Regions from separate parts of the Mus musculus genome. Here region 1 is linked to region 2. The links are chromatin loops, found by intact Hi-C in ENCODE. Cell type or tissue: left cerebral cortex. All regions are shown on one strand. Each heading gives the region's core, and the rest is flanking DNA. Links, peaks and the distances in the headings are about the cores only. Region 1 overlaps Fam178b (family with sequence similarity 178, member B). Region 2 holds the start of Sema4c (sema domain, immunoglobulin domain (Ig), transmembrane domain (TM) and short cytoplasmic domain, (semaphorin) 4C).

Region 1 (10,138 bases), core at 691-8,690, 58 kb after region 2:
GAGGCTACAGGGCTGGGGAGCTGACTACAGTCAACAGGAGAGGGAAGGTGAGGCTACAGGGCTGGGGAGCTGGCTACAGTCAACAGGAGAGGGAAGGTGAGGCTACAGGGCTGGGGAGCTGGCTACAGTCAACAGGAGAAGGAAGGTGAGGCTACAGGGCTGGGGAGCTGAGTACAGTCAACAAGAGAGGGAAGGTGAGGCTACAGGGCTGGGGAGCTGGCTACAGTCAACAGGAGAGGGAAGGTGAGGCTACAGGGCTGGGGAGCTGACTACAGTCAACAGGAGAGGGAAGGTGAGGCTACAGGGCTGGGGAGCTGGCTACAGTCAACAGGAGAGGGAAGGTGAGGCTACAGGGCTGGGGAGCTGACTACAGTCAACAGGAGAGGGAAGGTGAGGCTACAGGCAGTGCTGGGGGAGGCGCCCACCTGGAAAAGGGACAGCCATGACAAAAGCAGGTTAGCAAGACAAGGCACAGAAAAAGGGAAATGGCAGGGTCATAGAAAACAGGAGTCTCCTTCCACAAGAACCACACAAGGCTCTGTTACCTAAACTCATGGAGAGAGATTTTCTGCAGGCTGCACGGTCTGCCATGCTGACAGCACCTGGCCAGGCACTGGGTCTTTGAAAGCTGGCTAAGGCCATTTTCTTTTCAGCAAGCATATTCCTCTACTAAGAAATGTATATGGGTCAGGGACTAACCAAATACGCAATTAGATTCTTAGAGGAGGAAAAACTGTGTTTTTCCCCCATCTTGGCAACCTAACAAGTCAGAGCAGTAATGACAGCCCTCAGCCTCCTCACAAATGAGCTGAGAAGAGGAAAGGTTCCAAAACAATACGTGTTGGTTTGCCAGGGCCCTGTTTACCTGGGCCTCCGGGGGCCTGTGCACGTACACGCACGAACACGTGGGCGGGAGCGTGAACTTTCCAGAGAGGGGAAGAGAATGGACCTAGGGCGAGGCCCGGCTGGGCTGGAACATCCTGCCAGAGCCTGGAGGGGATGTGTCCTGCCCCACTTCAGCCCCCACAGGTGCTCAGGGCTCTAAATCCTCTCTGAGGGCAGCAGTGTTGAGCTCAGACATTGTACCCCACCCCCTTCCTTTCACCCAGTTATAATGCCCCAGCACAGTGTGACCAAGCCTGATGTGACGGTGCAATTTCAAAGGTAGGGGCCCAGATGTCTGGATAAATCAGTCCCCATCAACAGCCTGGGAAGTGGTTCTTGGATGACAGGAAAATACCACCCAGAGGCCATAATTAAGGCTTCCTAAGTAGGCCATGCGCTCAGCTTTTCCTCAGCTCTGTGTCCCAAATGAGCTTCCAGGCTCTTTCCCTATCTCAGTTTCTCCACACCCAAGGCAGTCATTTTAGGTGACTCCCAGAGCAGCCCTGGGGCATGGGGGCTTTTCAAATGCCAGTGTGGGCAGCTGGGCTCTACTGGGGGCTGGGCTGGAGGCGGCCTTGAGCGGCTCTCCTGGGATGGAATGGATGCTTTAAAAGGAAAAACAAAACAAAACAAAACAAAACAAAAAAAAAAACAACGAAAAAAAACCAGTCTCTGGACTAAAAAGTGACTTTTCCATCTGTGTCACGGAAGAAGCTGTTTTTCAGGGCTGTTCTCCCAGCACGGCGACACGGATGAGAACACCACACGCCTTCTAAGTGTTCCTGCAGCCACTTGGCCAGCCCCAGCAGCACTGAGCCTGGCTCTCCCTTCCCTCACTGGGCCTCCAGCACCCCTATGCCAACTGTGAGGCAGGCTCTGCTCTTGTCCCTGTCGGCTCAGCTCAGGTGTATGCTGAGCAGCACCATCAACCTGGGTCCTAACTCTCTGAGGTCTCACACACCTCAGGAGGAGCGGAGGCCCCAGGAAGGGGAGGAAAGGGACTCTCAGGAAAATGGGAGCTTTCACTTCACAGAACTCAAGGGAGGCTGGGAACTGACTTACTTCCCATCCCAGCTTGCATTATGTCACTTCCCTTGGCTCTAACTGGCTTCAGAGTCACTTGCTTTTAGTCAATTAGCTTCTGCTTCAGACCCTGAGAATGCTTCTTCACTCAGCAACTGTTAACTCAGCCCCGAGCTGTGCCGCTGTGAATGTTCCGTGGATAAGAATCCTGATTCTGGATGCAACAGTTTGGTGGAAGGGCACAGTGTACAAGTGAAAGATGAACCCGGGGTGGGGGGTAGACGCCAGTTGGCCAGGTGGTACATAGGTAGGAAAGGGTGGTCAGAGTGAAGTGGAACGTACCCTGAGGAGTAATAGTGACAGAATATGCTCATATAGACCTGAACCCATGGTGGATCTCAGAAGCAAAGGAATGGATGCTTGGCTTTAGGGTAGAGACAAAGGCACAGAGGCAGAAGGGGATCCTGAAAGGAATGGCAAAGGGAAGCTGCTGGACTAGGGAGGTGACCCTGTCATCAAAGGGGCCTATGTACTTAATGAAAACGGAAGTTCTTCCATCAAATCAGGACTTTAATTTGTTTTCTTTTTGTATCCCTGGAGATGGAACCCAGGTCCTTGCACATGTTCTACCATTGGGCTCCACACCCAGGCCTTGAGTTCCTACTTTAAACCCATGTACATACCATCACTCTGAGCACAGTATAAGCACAGGCACAGGCGCTCGCCTCTGTAAACCCTGCTCGCTCATCTCAGTGTTTCTCCCTGTTTGTTAGGCTTCAATTCCTTTTGAAATCTTCTCTTCCCCAATTTCTCTCTCCCTCTGAGATAGGGTCTCACTATGCGTCCTAGGCTGGCCTTGAACTCTCGGCCGATCCTGCCTGCAGCCTCTGAGGCACAGGGAATGCAGGTGTGAGCCATCATGCCCTAGTCTTTGGGAACTTGCAGTTTGCTCACTGTCCTTGCTCCAGCTCCAACCCTGCTTTTGTCTTTGCTCTTCTTCCAGTCATCCTGAGCGGAGGCCCGCCCTTTGCTGTTACTCACAAGCCTCCTGGCTTTGACCCCTCCTGAATGTGCTCCTGGCATCTCTGTGGGCCTCAGGCCTGCTTACTCATTGCTCTGTGCACAGAATAAATGATGCCGTCCCCAGGCCACCTCTCCTTTCCTCTGCCCTCTGTAACATACACCACTGCCTGGTTGTCACCGAACACCAGGGTATTCAAGGCCCCTACCATTCAGACTGTATTGTGCCAGAACACAGAAGCACACATACCTGCTAGACAAAAACAGACAAAAGCAAAACAAAGCTCATCTATGCTTACAGAAGCTTCAAGTCTAGGTTTCTACACTGAAAAGGGTCTGGGCTGTGCAGACCACAGCTGGTCCTGAGGCCTGACAGTACCTGTTGGGTCTGCACTGCTCTGGTCTGTCATTCTCAGCCTGGGTTTCTTAAGCTCAAGGTCACCTTATGGTCTAAGAAGACAACTGTAGACCCAGCTATCACATCTTGGCTCCAGGCATTTTCCTCTTTCTTTTTAAACCATATATTCATTTTGGAAAATATGACATTTTCTTACATGTATTCCATGAACTTGCATGTATACGTGCACACACACATACACACAGATGCCTGAGGTCCATATGTGAGAGAAAATATGTTTGTCTGAGTCTGGCTTGATGCATTTAACATGATGATCTTCAGTTCTACCCATTTTCCTCAAAATGATATAATTTCTTTCTTACTATATAGCCTTGACAGGCCTGGAACTTGCTATGTAGACTAGGTTCAACTCACAGAGACCTGCCTGCTTCTGCCTCCCAAGTACTGGAACCAGAGACATGTGCTACCCTGCCTGGATATTGTTTGACTTCCTGATGTCAGCCATTCTTGTGGGGGGCGGGGTGAGATGAGACCACTCACAGCGTTGATTTGCATATCTCTAATGGCTGAGGTCACTGCATCTTTTCTGAGGGGCGTGTGTCCAGTTCAGACAGTTTCTTCTTACTTTGCCATCTGTTCCAGTTTCCCTCTCTTCTCTCTTTTGTGAGAAAACACTGTGACTGAAAGCAACTTAGAAGGAAAAAGGGTGTATTTGGCTGACACTTCCAGATCACAGTCTGTCCCTGAGGGAAGTTGGGGCAGGAACTCAAGTAAGAAAGCAGAAACCACAGAGGAGGCTGCCTGGTGGCTTACTCTCTCAGACTTAATGCTCAGTTAGCTTTCTGAAAAAGCCCAAGACCATCTGCCCAGGGAATTGTGTTGCTCCTGTAGGTTGGAGCTGGGGTTCTGTCACATCACTCCTCAAAACACCATCTCCCACAGACATGTCCACAGGTCGCTCTGCTGTGGGCAATCCCTTGATTGAGAATCCCTTTAGGTTACTGTAGGTTATGTCAACTTGACAGTTAAAGCCAAGTAGGACATCATCTAAAGGTGTACTGCTCTGAACAACGTGGGGATCTTAGTGACAGTAACAAATCCCACCCTTCTAACGTCACACACCGGCCTCAAAGTGATTCGGATTGAAAAAGGCTTCCCGGCGCTGTTCTGGCATGTGGGCCTAAAGCAGGCCCTCATTCTGGGGTTCCGAACCCGACATTTTTGGACTATGCCTGCTCTCTAGGAGACAAAATAGAACCATATCCTGGCAAGGATCCAGAGTGAGAGGAGTCTTCATTCACTACTTTGGAAGACAGTGCAGTGTTTCTCACAAAGCTCAACACGCCTTTACAAGGAGACCCGACTATGCTGCTCTTTGGGAGCTAGCCAGCTGAGCTGAAAGCAGGGCCTGTGAGACGCTGCATGTGTTTCTAGCAGGCTTAGCCATACTTGATAAAAACTGGAAACCAGGCTGGGCCGTAGTGGCTTATGCCTTTAATTCCAGGCACTTGGGAGACAGAGGAAGGTGAGTCTCTGAGTTGGAGGCAGGCCTGGTCTACAGAGTGAGTTCCAGGACAGCCGGGGCTGTTATGCCACAGAAAAACCCTGTGTCAAAAAAGACAAAATAGAAAAAGAAAAGAAAAGAATAAAGAGACTCTGCCTTTATGAGTAAGGTGTAAACAAGAAAGACACATAGCATCTAAAAGCTCCCAAGTAGTATTAATATGTAGCCAAGTATGAGTCCCACTAAGCAAAGGAAAACTTGCTGTCATTAGAGAACAGTGTGTGCGGCTGATGACAAGGGGTGAGGTGGCCAGGAGCCCCTGCACACCAACTCTCCTAAATACCCAGAGCTCTTGTCCTGTGGTCGCTGGAGCTCCATGCCAGCTACAGAAGACAGCGGCACTATTGCAAGCTTAGCAGCAGGGGAGAATGGCTCTTCCAGACACTGACTCTTGGGAAGCTGCTAGTTCCCACTGATTGAGATGTTAAAATCTATCAGTCTGGAGAGATGGCTCATTGGTTAACAGCACTTATTGCTGCCTTCTAGAAGATCCAAGTTCAGTTTCCAACACCCATGTCGGGTGGTTCCCCATCACCTGTAACTTCAGCTCTAAGACATCTGACGCCCTCTTCTGGCCTCCAAGAACACCTGCACTTATGTGCCCACATGCAGACACAAACACAAGTTTTTTGTTTTATTTTTCGAGACAGGGTTTCTCTGTATAGCCCTGGCTGTCCTAGAACTCACTTTGTAGACCAGGCTGGCCTTGAACTCGGAAATCCGCCTGCCTCTGCCTCCTGAGTGCTGGGTTTAAAGGCGTGCGCCACCATGCCCGGCAAACACAAGTTTTATAATTTAAAATGACACAAATAAGCCTATAAAAAGATGATTTGCACCGGGCAGTGGTGGCGCACACCTTTAATCCCAGCACTGAGAGGCAGAGGCAGGCAGATTTCTGAATTTGAGACCAGCCTGGTCCACAGAGTGAGTTCCAGGACAGCCAGGGCTACACAGAGAAACCCTGTCTGGGGGGGGGGGGGATGGGGTGGGCAGGAGGAAGATGATTTGCCATGATAAAGTTGGATTTATTCCAGAGATGCAGGGATGACTTTACACATGCAAATCAATAAATGTAATAACTTGCATAAATGGACTAAAGGACAGAATTACACGATTATCTCAACAGATGTAAAAAAGACTTTCAACAAAATTCAATTTCTTTTTTTTTTTTTCTGAGACAGGGTCCCACTGTGTACTCCTGAATGACCTGAAACTTGCTATGTAGACCAGGCTGGCCTTAAACTATCAGAGATGCACCTCTCTCTGCCTGCCTCCTGAATACTAGAATTAAAGGCATGTGCTATGACTCCTGGCCTTTTTCATATGAAACCTGCTGAAGAAACAGAGAATAGAAGGACACATCTGAGCACAGTCAAGGCTACCCATGGCAACAGAGGCAACACTGTGTACCAGATAGGGGAAATGTCAACGATTTCCACTGAAATCAGGAGCACGGTAGGGCTGCCTACTTCCTCCACCCTCATGCAGTACAGTGCTAGAGTCTTCACTGGAGCAGTAAGGAAGAGAGGCAGACAGAAGAAATATAAATAGGAAGGGAAGAAGTCAAAGTATCCTTATTTGCAGATGTGATTTTAAAAGAGACTATCTCCAGAGTGTGGTACAAGCCTTTAATTTCAGCACTTGGGAAGCAGATATATGATTCTCTGTGAGTAAACCTGGTATACATATTGAGTTCCAGGCCAGTCAGGGCTACACAGTGAGACCTTTATCTCAGAGAAAGAGAGAAATGGTGGTGAGAGTGGTAAGGTAACCCTGAAGACTCTACCAGAAAACTTTTAGAACACTGAGCATCAATACTTTGAGTGAAGCGGCGGGCTGCAAAATGAACATAGAAATCATCAGCCAATCTAGAAACCAACAGGAAACAAGCTAAAAAGGAAACAATGCCCTTCCCAATACAGGCCACAGCCCACCTCCAACCTTGGACTAACCTAACCAGCAGAGTGAGAGACCTCCTCAGTGAAGAACTTTACACACTTGAAAAAGAAACTAAGGAAGAGCTGGAAGACTAAATGGCTATCTTGCCAAAAAACAAATCACAGGTCCAGAGCAATCACTATTCTTCACAGAAACAGAGAAACAAATGAGGTTTATCAAAGAACAAAAGACCCCAGATAGCCTTGGGGACCCCAAGCAACAGTGCTGGAGGGGTCACCCGAGCTGGTTTTGAGGTACAGTGTGGAGCCACAGTAACAGAAACCCATGGCACTAGCATAGGAACACATCTGCATGTCAACGGAACAGAACAGAAGTCCACATACAAACTCATTCAGATATAGCCCCCTGATTTTTTGGAAAAAAAAAAAAGCTAAAAGTACTCATTTGTGCTGGGGGAAACTGGATATTTACACATAGAAGAATGGATCTAGATTGCTCTCTCTCACCCTGCACAGAAAACAACTCCAAACGAATTACAGACCTTAACGTAAGACCTCAAGCTCCAACACTGCTAAGGAAAAAGGCATGGCAAACACTTTCAGGTCGCACTTCAGGAAAGGCTTTCTGAGAGCTCGGCTGCTCAGGAAGTCAGGCCACAATTGATGAATGAAATGTGTCATGAAATTAAAAAGCATTTGTCCAGAAAAGGAAATCTGTCAATCAAGAGAAGAGGAAGCCCACAGAACTGTGGAAAACCTCTGCCAGCTACACATCAAACAAAGGCTTAATCTCACAATTACAGAATTACAGTTAAAACAAAACAAAAAACAGCAAACAGATAACCCCATTAAAAACAGGGGCCATGCAGCTGCACACAGAACTCACAAAGGAAGAAATACAAATGGCTAATAAATATCTTAAAGAGCGTTCAACATCTTTAGCCATCAGCAGAACTCTGAAGTGCACTGATGTCCCATCTCAGCCCAGTCAGAATGTCTATCATCAAGACAAGTGATGCTGGGCTGTGGTAGCTCGTGACTTTAATCCCAGCACTCAGGAGACAGAGGCAGGCAGACCTCTGAGTTTGAGGAGACAGAGGCAGGCAGACCTCTGAGTTTGAGGCCAGCCTAGTCTACAGAGTGAATACCAAGGTAGCCAGGACTACAGAGAAGAGAAACCCTTTCTCAAAAAAAGAGCCAGAGTGAGAGCTGGGGGGGGGGGGGGGGGAGAGCAGGCAGCAAACTGGTGTCAAGCAGTGCAGGTGAGGCTGTGGGGGAGGGGCACTGACTCACTGGTGGTGGGAGCATTAATTGGTGTAGCACTCTGGAAATCAGCATAGAGGTTTCACTAAAAGCTAAAAGGAGAACTACCATATGATCCGACTGTGCTACTCCTGGACACAGCCAAAGGAGTCATCTCCTACCTCAGAGATACACGCTCACCTGTGCTCAGTGCTGCTCTGGTCACCAGAAACAGGAAAAAGAAAGCGTCCGTTAACTGGAGAATGGGCAATGAAAATGTGGAACATATGCACAGCTCTAAAGAATCATAATATCTGCAGGAAAACAGATAGAATTAGAAAATATTAAAAAACTAAATGACCCAGGCTCAGCAAGACAACACTGCATGCTCTTTCTTGTATGTGGATCTTAGCTTTGAACTGAGTCTTCTGTGTTTATTTGAAGTGATTGTCTAGAGGCCAGGAGACTAGAAAGGGGATCCTGAACGGGGGTGGTGAGTAGAACGAATAAAAATAGAAGTGTGGAACACCACACCGGTGTGGAAAGGTTCGAATAGGGATGGATGAGCAGAGGAGGAGGACTAAGGCAGAGGGAAGACAGAGGAGGAGGACTAAGGCAGGGGAGACAGAGGAGGAGGACTAAGGCAGGGGAGACAGAGGAGGAGGACTAAGGCAGGAGAGACAGAGGAGGAGGACTAAGGCAGGGGAAGACAGAGGAGGAGGACTAAGGCAGGGGAGACAGAGGAGGAGGACTAAGGCAGGAGAGACAGAGGAAGACAGAGGAGGAAGACTAAGGCAGGGGAAGACAGAGGAGGAGGACTAAGGCAGGGGAGACAGAGGAGGAGGACTAAGGCAGGGGAGACAGAGGAGGAGGACTAAGGCAGGGGAGACAGAGGAGGAGGACTAAGGCAGGGGAAGACAGAGGAGGAGGACTAAGGCAGGGGAAGACAGAGGAGGAGGACTAAGGCAGGAGAGACAGAGGAGGAGGACTAAGGCAGGGGAGACAGAGGAGGAGGACTAAGGCAGGGGAGACAGAGGAGGAGGACTAAGGCAGGGGAGACAGAGGAGGAGGACTAAGGCAGGAGAGACAGAGGAGGAGGACTAAGGCAGGGGAGACAGAGGAGGAGGACTAAGGCAGGGGAGACAGAGGAGGAGGACTAAGGCAGGGGAAGACAGAGGAGGAGGGACAAAGGCAGGGGAGACAGAGGAGGAGGACTAAGGCAGGGGAAGACAGAGGAGGAGGACTAAGGCAGGAGAGACAGAGGAGGAGGACTAAGGCAGGGGAGACAGAGGAGGAGGACTAAGGCAGGGGAAGACAGAGGAGGAGGACTAAGGCAGGGGAAGACAGAGGAGGAGGACTAAGGCAGGGGAGACAGAGGAGGAGGACTAAGGCAGGGGAAGACAGAGGAGGAGGACTAAGGCAGGGGAGACAGAGGAGGAGGACTAAGGCAGGGGAAGACAGAGGAGGAGGACTAAGGCAGGGGAGACAGAGGCGGAGGACTAAGGCAGGGGAAGACAGAGGAGGAGGACTAAGGCAGGGGAGACAGAGGAGGAGGACTAAGGCAGGGGAAGACAGAGGAGGACAAAGGCAGGGGAAGACAGAGGAGGAGGACTAGGGAAAAAGCCACAAGGAGGCTACTTCTTTCCAAGCTGGTTTTAAAACATCATGATGATGATGACGCCACAACAGTTCTCCTCAGGCTGGGATTTGTGTCAGCTGAGAAAGTGCTTGCCTAACTTCACAAAGCCCTGGGTTGGAACTCCAGCAGCACACAAACTGGGTGTGATCAACACGGAGGAGGTTAAGGCAGAAATATCAGCAGTATCACATCATTCCTGACTACGTAAGGAGCTCAGGGCCAGCCAGGTGCACATGAGACCCTGTCTCAAAGAAAGAAAAAGACAACAAACATAGAAGCACCCAACAATGCAAGTCATAGAAATAATTTGGGTAAAAAGTCTTAAGTTCAAGAGAAACCCCGTATCACAGCCTGGTTACTCTGTCCCTCTAAGAGGTTGGTCCCTCAGAATCCAGTTTCTCTGCCCCATAAACACACCAGAGTCCCCTGGGAACTTTAAATAGGCCTGCTGTGAGGGAGGTGCTAAGCAAGTTACAGGCCTTCGCTCTGAGCTTGGGCAGCCCAGGATG
Region 2 (10,138 bases), core at 1,322-9,321:
CAGAGAGGGAGGTGCGTGTGGCCCAGTCTTACTACCTTGCTCTGAGACAGCACCAGACTTTCCACTGGCTCCTGGTCAAACACCTGCAGTTCCTCCACCATGTGGATCCAGGGCCCCAGGCTCACAGCCTTCAGCAGCCAGCCATCTCCTGGAGAGGTGATGGGAATATGCAAATGAGGAATCAGGCTATGGGGCCTCCCCAGGTTCCCAGCCTTGGGCACACCTGAAGCGCCTACCTGTACCAATGAACAACACTGTATAGGTGGCACCATCAAGCCCTGGGACCCTGTCGGCCACCACGTGTGTGAAGTTAGTGTTCTTCTTCACAAGTAGGGGGCGGCCCAACCGAGGCTTCACCTGGTCCTCCATCAGGGGGTGCTTCTTGATGAAGTTGAGGGTGTTGTCCGGCAGTTCCAGGGAACTGGTGTAGCCATTGTCTCGGTGCCAGTTGTTGATACACTGTGTCGGGGAGGGGCGTGGGGAGGGCGGCTGTCAGTCAGCTGGCGAATAAGTGGGTCCTGGAGCCGATGTTGGGAATACATCCCCAAGCCGAAAACTCACCGAACCAGGCCGAGGGCTGGGTACCGGGTCAGTATAGCGGGCCCACTTCTGGGCTTGCTCACTGTACTCCTTGTAGGGACCCTCAAACACTTGCTGGATCTGTTCCAACTGGTACTCACAAACTGCAGACAGGTCCATATCGCCCCTGTTAAAGAAGGACCTTGGAAGTCAGGTTGGGTGCCTACTTGCTCCCACCATACCAGGGAACAGAGGAAAAAGTAGGAAGGGCAAAGCTTAGTATGGAGCAGTCACGACCATGAGGTAGCCCTGAGGTGTCACCCCAGGCAGCTTTCTGCTCACCTTCCCCCACCCAGCTTTAGAAAGAGCAGGCGCAAAGTCATCTTGGCTGCCAGGCACTGACCCGCTGGACTTCCTCCAGACGCCTGTGCGGGGGCCCTCACACCCACACACTATCCCTACCTGACCACCTGCTCCTCCCTACCCCCAGCTACCCCATAGCCGCTTACCATCGCGCTTGAAAAACCCCGAAGAAGGTGGTGTTGTGCCAAGAGGCGCCCCGCAGGGTGTGCACCGCCTTCAGCTGGTTGAAGTAGACCTTCCAGTCAGGGGCTGAGCACACCAACCGAGCCTTCAGGAACGTCGTCCATTTCTTCTGCAGCGTCCGTGCTCCCCCCATGTCACCCTGGCAGATGGCAAGGAGACAAGGCTGGTCAGCCCCTGCCAGGCCTTCAGGGCTCCCGCTGCCCACCACTGCGGAACTTGGTACCTTACAGACTCTCGCCACACGAGCCACCACCTGCTCGGAATAGCAGTCATACTCCACTGCCCGCTCACTGAAGAAGAAGTAGATCTTGTCATCGTCTCCCGTGAAGCTTCCCACACTCTCAGGGACAAAGGCAGAGCCTACAAAGTGGGGTTCTGGGACGAAGAAAAAAGGGCCAGTGACAAGAGTCCCAGGGCCCTGGAAGGCCCTTCCACTCTGGGCTTCCCCAGTCCCATCCCATGACTCACCATTCAGCCAAAAAGCCAGGTACTCTGTCTTGATGGAGTGGTGGGTCCCCATGTATCGAAGGATAACCGGCTCTGTGCCCAGGAAGTTATTGAGTGTGGCTGAGTACAGCTCACCGTCTGCGGGAGACAACAGCGGTCAGAGAGGCCAGGGAACTAAAGTAGAGACTGCTCTGAAGACAAGTAAGTACTCAGAGCGTGACTGACAGAGGCCCAGATTCTCCCCTCTGTGCTGGCAGCAGCCACTCACCCACAAGGAGTCCGGTGTGACCCTTAGCTGGGTCATATGGGCATTTACCCTTCCCATCCTCAAATTCTGCACGGTCCAAGGTGAACGTGAGCATGTTCTAGGGGCAGGAAGACATCGAAGATGGGTGTTACTATGGGGCTCTATACAGTCTGAAAATATCATGGCCCCGAGAGGTCAAGGAAGGAGGTCATAGGTTAGGAACAGGTGGGTAAGGGGCACACCCAAAGAGAGGGGGAACCACTCACGATGTAGGTGCACTTGGGCTGGAAGGCATAGGTGCCGCAGACATACAGATGGGAGGAATTGTATGGCTGAAGGAAGCGGATGAAGTTGAAGCATTCGGTCTTTGGAGAGAAAGGTATACAGGTTAGTGAGAACTGAGAGTCAGAGATAGGAGATCACCAGGGTGCAGATTAAAGAAGGAGGCTGGCAGGGGAAGCTCTCTAAGCACCCACCTGGTTGCTCTTCCCTTTCTGGGTACATTCAATTTTCTTCTCAGCTGGAGCCTCCCAAGAGATCTGAGGATTGGACAGACACATCAGCAATGTCACAGGTCTGCGCTAAGTGTGCTGCAAACACCCCTTAAGCTACACCATTGATGACGCCTGGTCCCCATTCTGACAGAAGCCCCAAACCACCCCAACTAGCAGAAACCAGGAGCAGAAAGCAATTGCTAATCTTGACACCCCAAGAGAGCTGGGCTGAGGGACAGCCTGCACAGGCTACACCCTGAGTCCTTTCCCTCTCCCCTCTGAGTGCCTCCCACTGCCCCACCTCTCACCGCTCCTTGCAGCTCCAGAGCCTCTACACTGAAGGCAAACAGCGCCTCTCGGGCCCCCACATATAAAAGGCCAGAATGTTCTGTCAGGGTCAGTGTCAGGAAGTCCTGGATGCCTGTCTGGGAGAACCGCCTCACTACTGTGACCAGCTCTGCAGAAACAGATATTAGAACAAGGTGGGGATGAGTAGGGGCAGAGGACATCCTCCCTGGGGTTCCAGGAATCCATCAATCTTCCTTTGTCCAAGGCTCCCCTGGGCCTCGTCATCACGATTCTCCACAAAAGCTACCACTACACACACACAGACGACAACCAAACCTCTATGGGCCATAAAGGACTTTTTCTGAATAGCCTTTGGCTCAACAGCTCCATCCTACCCAGGCTTCCAAGGCCCTTCCTCAGCCTGGGAGGAGGTAATCTGGGCTGGTAACGGGGAAGGAAGGATACCTCAGCCAAAGCTTCCGGCCAGAGGAAGCCATCTGACTGATGACGCTCCCTCAGGGTCAGCGGTACCTCAGGCACAGAACTGGACACTTCCCCCCCACCCCCAGCCCCGCTTCCTCGGTTGCCATTTCCTGCTCTGCTACTTGCTGACCATGGCAAGGTCTAGGCAGACCCTGGTGGCGGATTTACTGCATCAGGAGGCACAGAATAGTTGTAAGCATTCCTTGTCTAAGAAGTCCCAGCAGGCACCAATCCAGGCTTTCAGAGACACACGCACAGATGGGCAGGGGACTGGCAAAGTGGCGTGTGGAGAAGGAAGAAGAGGTTAGGACTGGGAGATAAAAGGAACCTGAGACTCAGAGGTGGTGCTGAAGCCTGGGAAGTTGTGCTTCCGGCCAGCACACGTAGGGCGTGATCATACATACAGTCATGTAACCTGTCAGAGGACCGTATACCTGCACACCTGTTCACAGGATCCCTACTTAAGCCAGCTTCAGGGTCGGGAGGCAGTGACCAACGAGAGTTGGGTCGACATGGGAGGGGCTTTAATAGCAGCTGAGTGTAGCCTGTGGGAGGTGAGCTCATCCCATGTCCCAGGAGCACAGAGATGATACAAACACCTGACATCACCTCTCCATACAGGTGTGCGCGAAAGCAAAGGAGAGCTGTCTGGTTCACTCTGTCTCCTCCCCCACGAAGCGCGAGCTTATATGTGTCCACCCAGAGCCATCAGAAGGCTCCAGTGTTAGAGCAGCAGAGGAGACCATTAGGGTGAATTAAAGGGGCTTCTAGGGACAGACAGCTAGAAAGACTGGAGATAGGGTTAGGTTTACACTTGCCCTGGGGTTCAGGTTTCTCTCTCTAGGCTTCCAAGCAAGAGAGACAATTCAAGTGAGGAACAGGGAGGTTGATTCAGAAACTACCTCCCTTGCACACCAGGCCAGCCAGGTCTGGGTGAGGGTGGGGGTGCGCTGGTAAGAGATCCCATAAAGTTATCCCAGTGTCAGAAGGGGGCAAAGCCCAGGTCTAGACCAGCACTACCAGTTCTGGGCCCCTGGGGCCACTCGCGTTTCTTAGAAAGCCACAGCCACACATATCGGTGTAAAGGTGCATGCTTGGGGGTAATTCCTCAGCAGCAGCTCCTTCCTGCAAGCAAGCATCACTCCCCTCCTCGCCCTTCCCCCAGCAGTCTATCCCAGCCTCCCTCTGGCCCTGCCTCCCATGCTTCAGGCACTCACCCCCAGAAGATACTGTCTTCCGGGGCACAAGGTTCCACCACATCTCAGCCCCGATGCCCAGGCCCCACAGCCCTGCTGCCAGCAGCCAGACAGCCCAGTGTGGGGCCATGGCAGACACCCAGGGTCTAAACTTCAGTCCAGCAGCCCTGCTGAAGGAAAAGAAACTGGTCAGCATCACAGACCGGAAGGGGGCCCGCACCAAGAGACAAGCAACACAGGACGCACACTGGAACAAACCTCCCCCAGAGCCTTTACATCTCCTCCTGATCCTGCAACTGGCCTCTGCCCACAAGAGCCCTGGGGGTCTCCCAGAAGAGCAAGGAGAGGAACTTAGTCAGCAAGCACTAGGCGTGGGCAGTCATCAAAAGCCGCCTGTGGCCTCCAGGCCATCCCTACTCCCTCCCTTCAACAGGGAGTTGTGTGGAAAAAAATAAAAGAGGGACTCCCCCTCATTGGCTCCTTCTGGCCTTAAAGGTTTCAGAGTTTCTTACAATAACCATAAAAAACAGGGCTTGCTACCAGTGGGACCCAGGCCAGCCCCAAGACCTAATTCGGGGAGATATACCCCTTATTCAGCAGCCGCAGGCAGCCGGTTGGGCAAAGAGCTTCAGTGGGGGACTTGGTGAAGCAGGCAGCGTGTAGAGTTCCCGGCCCCAGCCCGTCCCCTCCCCCAGCGCAGACAATAGCCGGGCAGAGCCCAAACCCGGTTCCACATCAGCAGGGCTGGAGTAGGAGTGGGGCCGGGAACCAAATGGGCCCAGCTTCCGAGGCCCCTTTGTTGCCCAAGAGGGAGGCAGGAAGTGGGTGGGATGGGCGTGGAAATGACCAGGACCAGTCCTGTTTCTCCAACAGCCTTCTACAAGACACTGACCCTCCCGCAGAGAGGCGACCGGGCCACGAGTCAGTTCCAGGCTTCTGTCTGGGAATCTCCTCGCCTCCGCGAGAGCGGGATCGTGGAGGGAAGTGAAATGGGTTGGGGAGGCCGAAGCGGGGTTCTCCTGGACAACAGGGGATGCCCACAAATGATCGTCAAGGGCTGCGTCCCCTCCTCCCCGGCTCTGACGAACGTTCTTAACTCCGGGATTGCACCTCGGGGACCATGCACTAGGCAGTAGGCAAACGGAACGGATCTCCACTAATCTAGACGCTAGGGGCTGGGAACAGAGATGCAGAATCTGAGGATTGCACCCCAAAACAAAGGTTCCTAGCCAAGACCCGGTCTCGGTCTCCCTACTGTGGACTCTCCCCTCCCCCAGCTCCGGGGATTTGAATGCAAACAAAGCGGCAGCGCTGGGAGCGTGGCAAAGCCGGGCTTGCGGACGCCCCCTGTCGGCCAAGAACCTCCGCGCGGGAAGGGCGGGGGGCTGGGGCTGCCTTCCCCGGAGCAGTCCCCCCTGACACACCCTCAGTTTCCTCTCTGCCAATTACCCTAGGCTGGGGTCAAAACCCGGTGGTGCGCTCCGAGAATCTGCAGGCGTAGCGGTGACCCAACCCCCAAGCTCTTCCCGAAGCAAGGGACACGGACAGCCAAGGGGATGGAGGGGTGCAGGACCAGGATTTGCACCCCACACTTGCACACCCGGTCGTGGATTGCGGCGCTCCAGAGAGGGACCGGGCGGCGGAGCTTTGGCTAGGGGGCTGGTTCTCAGTGCCAGCCCGCCTCCGGAGCAGAACGGGAGGGCGGGGGGCCGCGCTAGGGAAATCCGATCCCACAACATCGGCCACGGTCCAAGCCCGCCCCTAACTTTCCGTCGAGGTGGGGGGAACCCGAGCAGTTCGCGAGCCTGGCAAAGATTCGGACCGCGCGCTGGACAGCCCAAGGGTCCCCCACTGCCCCTAGCGCTGTCCGTACCCCCAGGCTCCCGCTGCTCCGGCCAGTGGAGCTGCAGGCACTGCTTGCCTTGATGCCGATCGCCACTGGGCAGCCCGCGGCGGACTCAAGAGGGACCCGGATCGGACAGCTGTCTTTGCTGTCGCCCCGCCCTGCACCCCTAGACGCTGTCCTCTAGCGCGCGCGCTAGCCCCTACCCAAGCAAGGGGACAAAGCAGCGGCCCCGGGGCCCCACCGCTCCGGCCTCACTCACCTCTTTCGTGCAGCTCCAATCCCTGGGCGCTGCCCTCGCGTTTGACTCCGGCCACCGTCCTCCCCTGCCCCCGCGCCGCTCCAGACTGCGCCCGCCCGCCAGCACGCTAAGGCTGTCCCGTGCCACCGCCCCTCGGTCTCAGCACGGCTCTCGGCGCCCCTGAGCTCGGATTCGGCGCTCCACCGCGCCGGGCGCCGGTTCTTTCTCCGCTGCAGCCGCCGCCACCGCCGCTCTCCGCCCCCAACCCCTTGACGTCAGGCAGAGGGTGTCGAGTGGTGGCCGGGGGCGGGACGCGAAGGCCCGCCCAGGAGGGGGCTGCGACCCGCTGCCTTGCTTACCCGGCACTGAGGCTTGGGGACCCTTTACGACTCTTGCAGCTCGTGAGTCAAGGTCTGCGCCACAGCGGCCGGAGGCGGGGAGGGGGCGGGGTGGGGGGCGGGGAGGGACTCCAGGCGTTGCCACCGGGAACTGCACGAACTGCACTCACCTGGTGAAGTGTGCCTTCAAGTCCTGAGGCGGGATGGGCTCTCTGGAAGGGTTGAGGGGCTTCCCCACGCTCCAGTTACGGGAACGAAAACTGGCAAACCATTTTGGGACTTGTACCCGAAGGGGGTGGCGTAGCAAGAGAAGAAACTGAAGGTTCTCTCAGGTGCTAACCACAGTGGTCAGTCTTTTGACTCCAAAGTTGTCCTCCTTTCTGGCCCTAACCCTTGGACTGGAAGGAGCAGCTCACAGGCAGAGGAGACCCCAAGACTGCAGGCAGCTCCTAGTTTCCAGGCTCCAGCAGAGCCTACCCCCGGGAAATGACTCTTGGTGTGGCTTGGAAGGCTGATTAACTAGAGGCACGAGCGCGCCACGGTTCAGATGAAAGAGGCTGGAGGGAGCCACGCAGCGAACCACCACCACCTTCAGAACTGCCAGCCTCCGCCCACAGGCGCTCCTAGAAGTAACTTGTAGCTGTGGCCTCCTGGACGGTGCTGGCTGGCAAATCCTTCCAGCCAGCTGGTCCTCCAGTGGGCAGGTGGACTGAGAAACCTCGGGGAAACTGCCCCAGCGGTACCTGGAGACCACCCCTAACCAGAATCAAAGGACAGGGACGAAGGGAAGGAGGCCTGGAGGTTTCTGTGGTAACTTTGAGCCCCAGGGGGCAGTCCCGGAGGGGAAAAAACACTTCAGACCCCATAAGTAAAATCTGGAGTATAAATCAGTCCGACAGCAGCTTTTGTTCTGGGCTAAAACGTGGCACCTGAGAAGTGAAGAGCAGAAGAGCAATGGGAGTAATCGAGAATGGCAGCCCAGTTTGGTTTCAGTAACAATTGGGTCTTTACTGGGACACAGAAGGGCCCCTTCTCCCTCGCTGGCCAGAGCCACGTTTCCCAGCTCCTTTCCATTAGGAAACAAAGCTGTGACCTCAGAGATAGGAGGCAGGCCAGCTATTGCCAGGGGTGGGCAGGGAGGGTGTCCTATGGAAGCTGGCCAGGGAGGGAGCCATGCACACTCCTCTTGACCAGGCTCCTGTTCATCTACTAAGGGCAAGCCCCACTCCAAGCTCAGGATTCGCTAAAAGCTAAGACTCCTCAGCTCCAGGAGGCTGAAACAGGACTTCCAAGCCAGCTACTGTTTCTCTCACTGAATAAGAGATTAAGCAAGATACAAACAAACAAACAAAAAAAGGGCTCAAATCCACACAAAGAGCAAGGTGACATTTTTAGTGAGATCCTGGCGCTGGACGCAGTCTATATGGTCCATCCCACCTGCTTGGGAAGGGAGAGGTAGGAAAACTGTGAGCCCAGAAGCTCCATCCTTTCAGCAGTCAGCAACCATGAGGCTAACCTCCACTTCCTGCTGTGTTTCCTTCTCACCTGTAAGCCTTGCCCCTAGAAATGAGGGCTGCCTGGTAGTGATCTGAGCTCCCTGGCTCTACCTCCAAGGTGGCCCCAGTGGAAAGTTTCAAAAGGTTTTAGTTTCACTGGCAGGGACAGTATTCTGTACCTTCATGGCAGGCGCCAGGGTCTTCTAAGCCAGGCATGGAGGTAGAAATGAGACCATTCCACTAACAGAGCCAGTTAGCCTCTGGGCACAGGGCTCCCCAGCGATAGCGTTCCACCCCCCACCACTCTTCCTCTGCCCCTTCCTGCCGCACTGGTTACTGTCACAGGTCTTCTCCACAAGTGGGTGGGCAGAAGATAAAGTTTCCTCTCATGACTACTTGTTCGTGATTCATGCTTTTTAATAAAAGGACAGCTGGCAGAAAAAAATAAGGATCCTGGATTGTCCATCAAGAAAAAAATACAGTAATACAGAAAAAAAAATTGCAAAAACATCTTCCAGGCCTGCCTAGCATAGGCTATGGAAGACATCACACCCGTCATCTGTATTCAGGCAGACAGAATAAGGGCTTCCCTAACTTGCCTCTTTTGCTACGGCTTAAAGCCTTTTAGCCAAATAAAGGAAACACAAGAAGATATGTTACATGCCTCCCAGGCGCTGGAGCCAACCCTCACAGATCCCAGTACATGAGTAGTATCCGTAGTATCCTGCTTTTTTTTTTCGGTTTTTTTGAGACAGGGTTTCTCTGTGTATCCCTGGCTGTCCTGGAACTCTCTTTGTAGACCAGGCTGGCCTCAAACTTAGAAATCTGCCTGCCTCTGCCTCCCAAGTGCTGGGATTAAAGGTGTGTGCCACTACCGCCCGGCATATCCTGCTTCTTAGCAACTATCCCTCCTGAGGAAAGTGGCAAGATGGAGACAGGGAGTGTGCACTGGGGCTCTATTCAAGGCCTGCTGGACCTGGACCCTTTCCATTCCGCAGTTGTCTCTCCACTGGTGGCTGAGTGAAAAGATTAGGGTCGGCCATTTTTCAAGGAGCTCTCTGACCACTGGGACCCAGGGCACTGGGTCATAGGAAAAGGACTTCCTCCAAAAGGACAATTATCAAAGCTGTCCACCTGGGAAGCCCCTCCCTTCCCGGCCCCTCCCTTCCAGCATCACCAAAAGGAAGCAGGAAAACATCCGTCATTGAGGCCCAGGATGCGGCTTTTCCAGTGGCTTTGTCAGGATATCCCTTGCCTTTTCCCCAGGGCTTGGGGTCAAAAACCTGGAGGGCAAACGGTGAGCCAGCTAGCTTCGGTCCAGAATTCTTGGCCTTGAAAAGGCTCGGTTCCTATTATGTCAGCTCCCAGTGAGTCCCAGAGCAGGGCAATTACAGGACCCAGGGGAGAGTGTCCACCCTTGAGTGACCTCACATTGCATACTGCTGGTCAGGTTACAGCCAGGCTTCTGGGAGGGACTGAGTTGTCACCAACACCTCTTGCTCCCTGGATGTATCTCTCTCTCAAGGATGAGTTTTGGGATAAAGGAGCCAGGAAGGATTCCAGATGTCTACATTGATGGACAGTTTGATCCTTTCTCTTAAAGCCAGGTAAAGGCAGCTTCAAGAATGGAAACTCCCCAGTTCAGCCTCTCAGGCCTCCCTACCCCCTCTCTGCCCTTGGCAATGAGAACAAAAGAGGGAAATTTCAAGGTGATTTCCAGGTTTCCAGAGCAAACCCAGGAACTGAGGATTAACTGTCAGGTGTGCAGTGTCAAGCAGGGGAGCCTAGAGGCTGCGTGAGAAGGGCTGGCTCTCCAGAGTCCCTGCCCTCCTGTGGAGATCTGAGGCTGACCTGCGAGGGTGTGAGGGTATGCCAAAGGAGTTTGTGATGTGTCCAGGAAGAGAAACCAGAACTATCAGTCAAGTCACCTGGCTCTGGGAGGGTTTCTTCCACTTCTCATTTGGCAAAGGCTTTGAGACAGAAAAGATGTCCTCTGTGGT

Evidence for each region. A loop is a pair of places that touch in the nucleus more often than their neighbours do. Peaks named below come from ENCODE experiments on the same cell type or tissue, not always from the same donor. Only the 100,000 strongest peaks of a DNase experiment are listed, where the experiment ranks them.
Region 1: a loop joins it to region 2, with 1.9 times the contacts of the local background. A loop is called at or near these places in 14 of 42 quality-filtered maps.

Annotation. Positions count from the first base shown.
Region 1 is chr1:36,610,754-36,620,891 of GRCm38, forward strand. All of the region lies in intron 7 of Fam178b (family with sequence similarity 178, member B), which reads right to left. Among named protein-coding and RNA genes, the nearest start is that of Sema4c, 57 kb to the left of the region's middle. In left cerebral cortex, for the core only: a CTCF peak has its summit at 5,431 (motif pointing left); DNase peaks (open chromatin) are centred at 805, 1,717, 1,968, 4,139 and 1 more place; H3K27ac peaks cover 255 bases.
Region 2 is chr1:36,551,691-36,561,828 of GRCm38, forward strand. It overlaps Sema4c (sema domain, immunoglobulin domain (Ig), transmembrane domain (TM) and short cytoplasmic domain, (semaphorin) 4C), which reads right to left and starts at 6,691. Exons shown (of 15, transcript NM_001126047.3): 1 at 6,326-6,691; 2 at 4,242-4,387; 3 at 2,562-2,710; 4 at 2,236-2,298; 5 at 2,026-2,124; 6 at 1,781-1,877; 7 at 1,534-1,650; 8 at 1,289-1,440; 9 at 1,029-1,204; 10 at 562-706; 11 at 237-459; 12 at 36-148. The coding sequence starts at 4,350. In left cerebral cortex, for the core only: CTCF peaks have their summits at 5,576 (motif pointing left), 5,790 and 6,804; DNase peaks (open chromatin) are centred at 4,251, 4,408, 4,696, 5,067 and 4 more places; H3K4me3 peaks cover 3,356 bases; H3K27ac peaks cover 2,869 bases.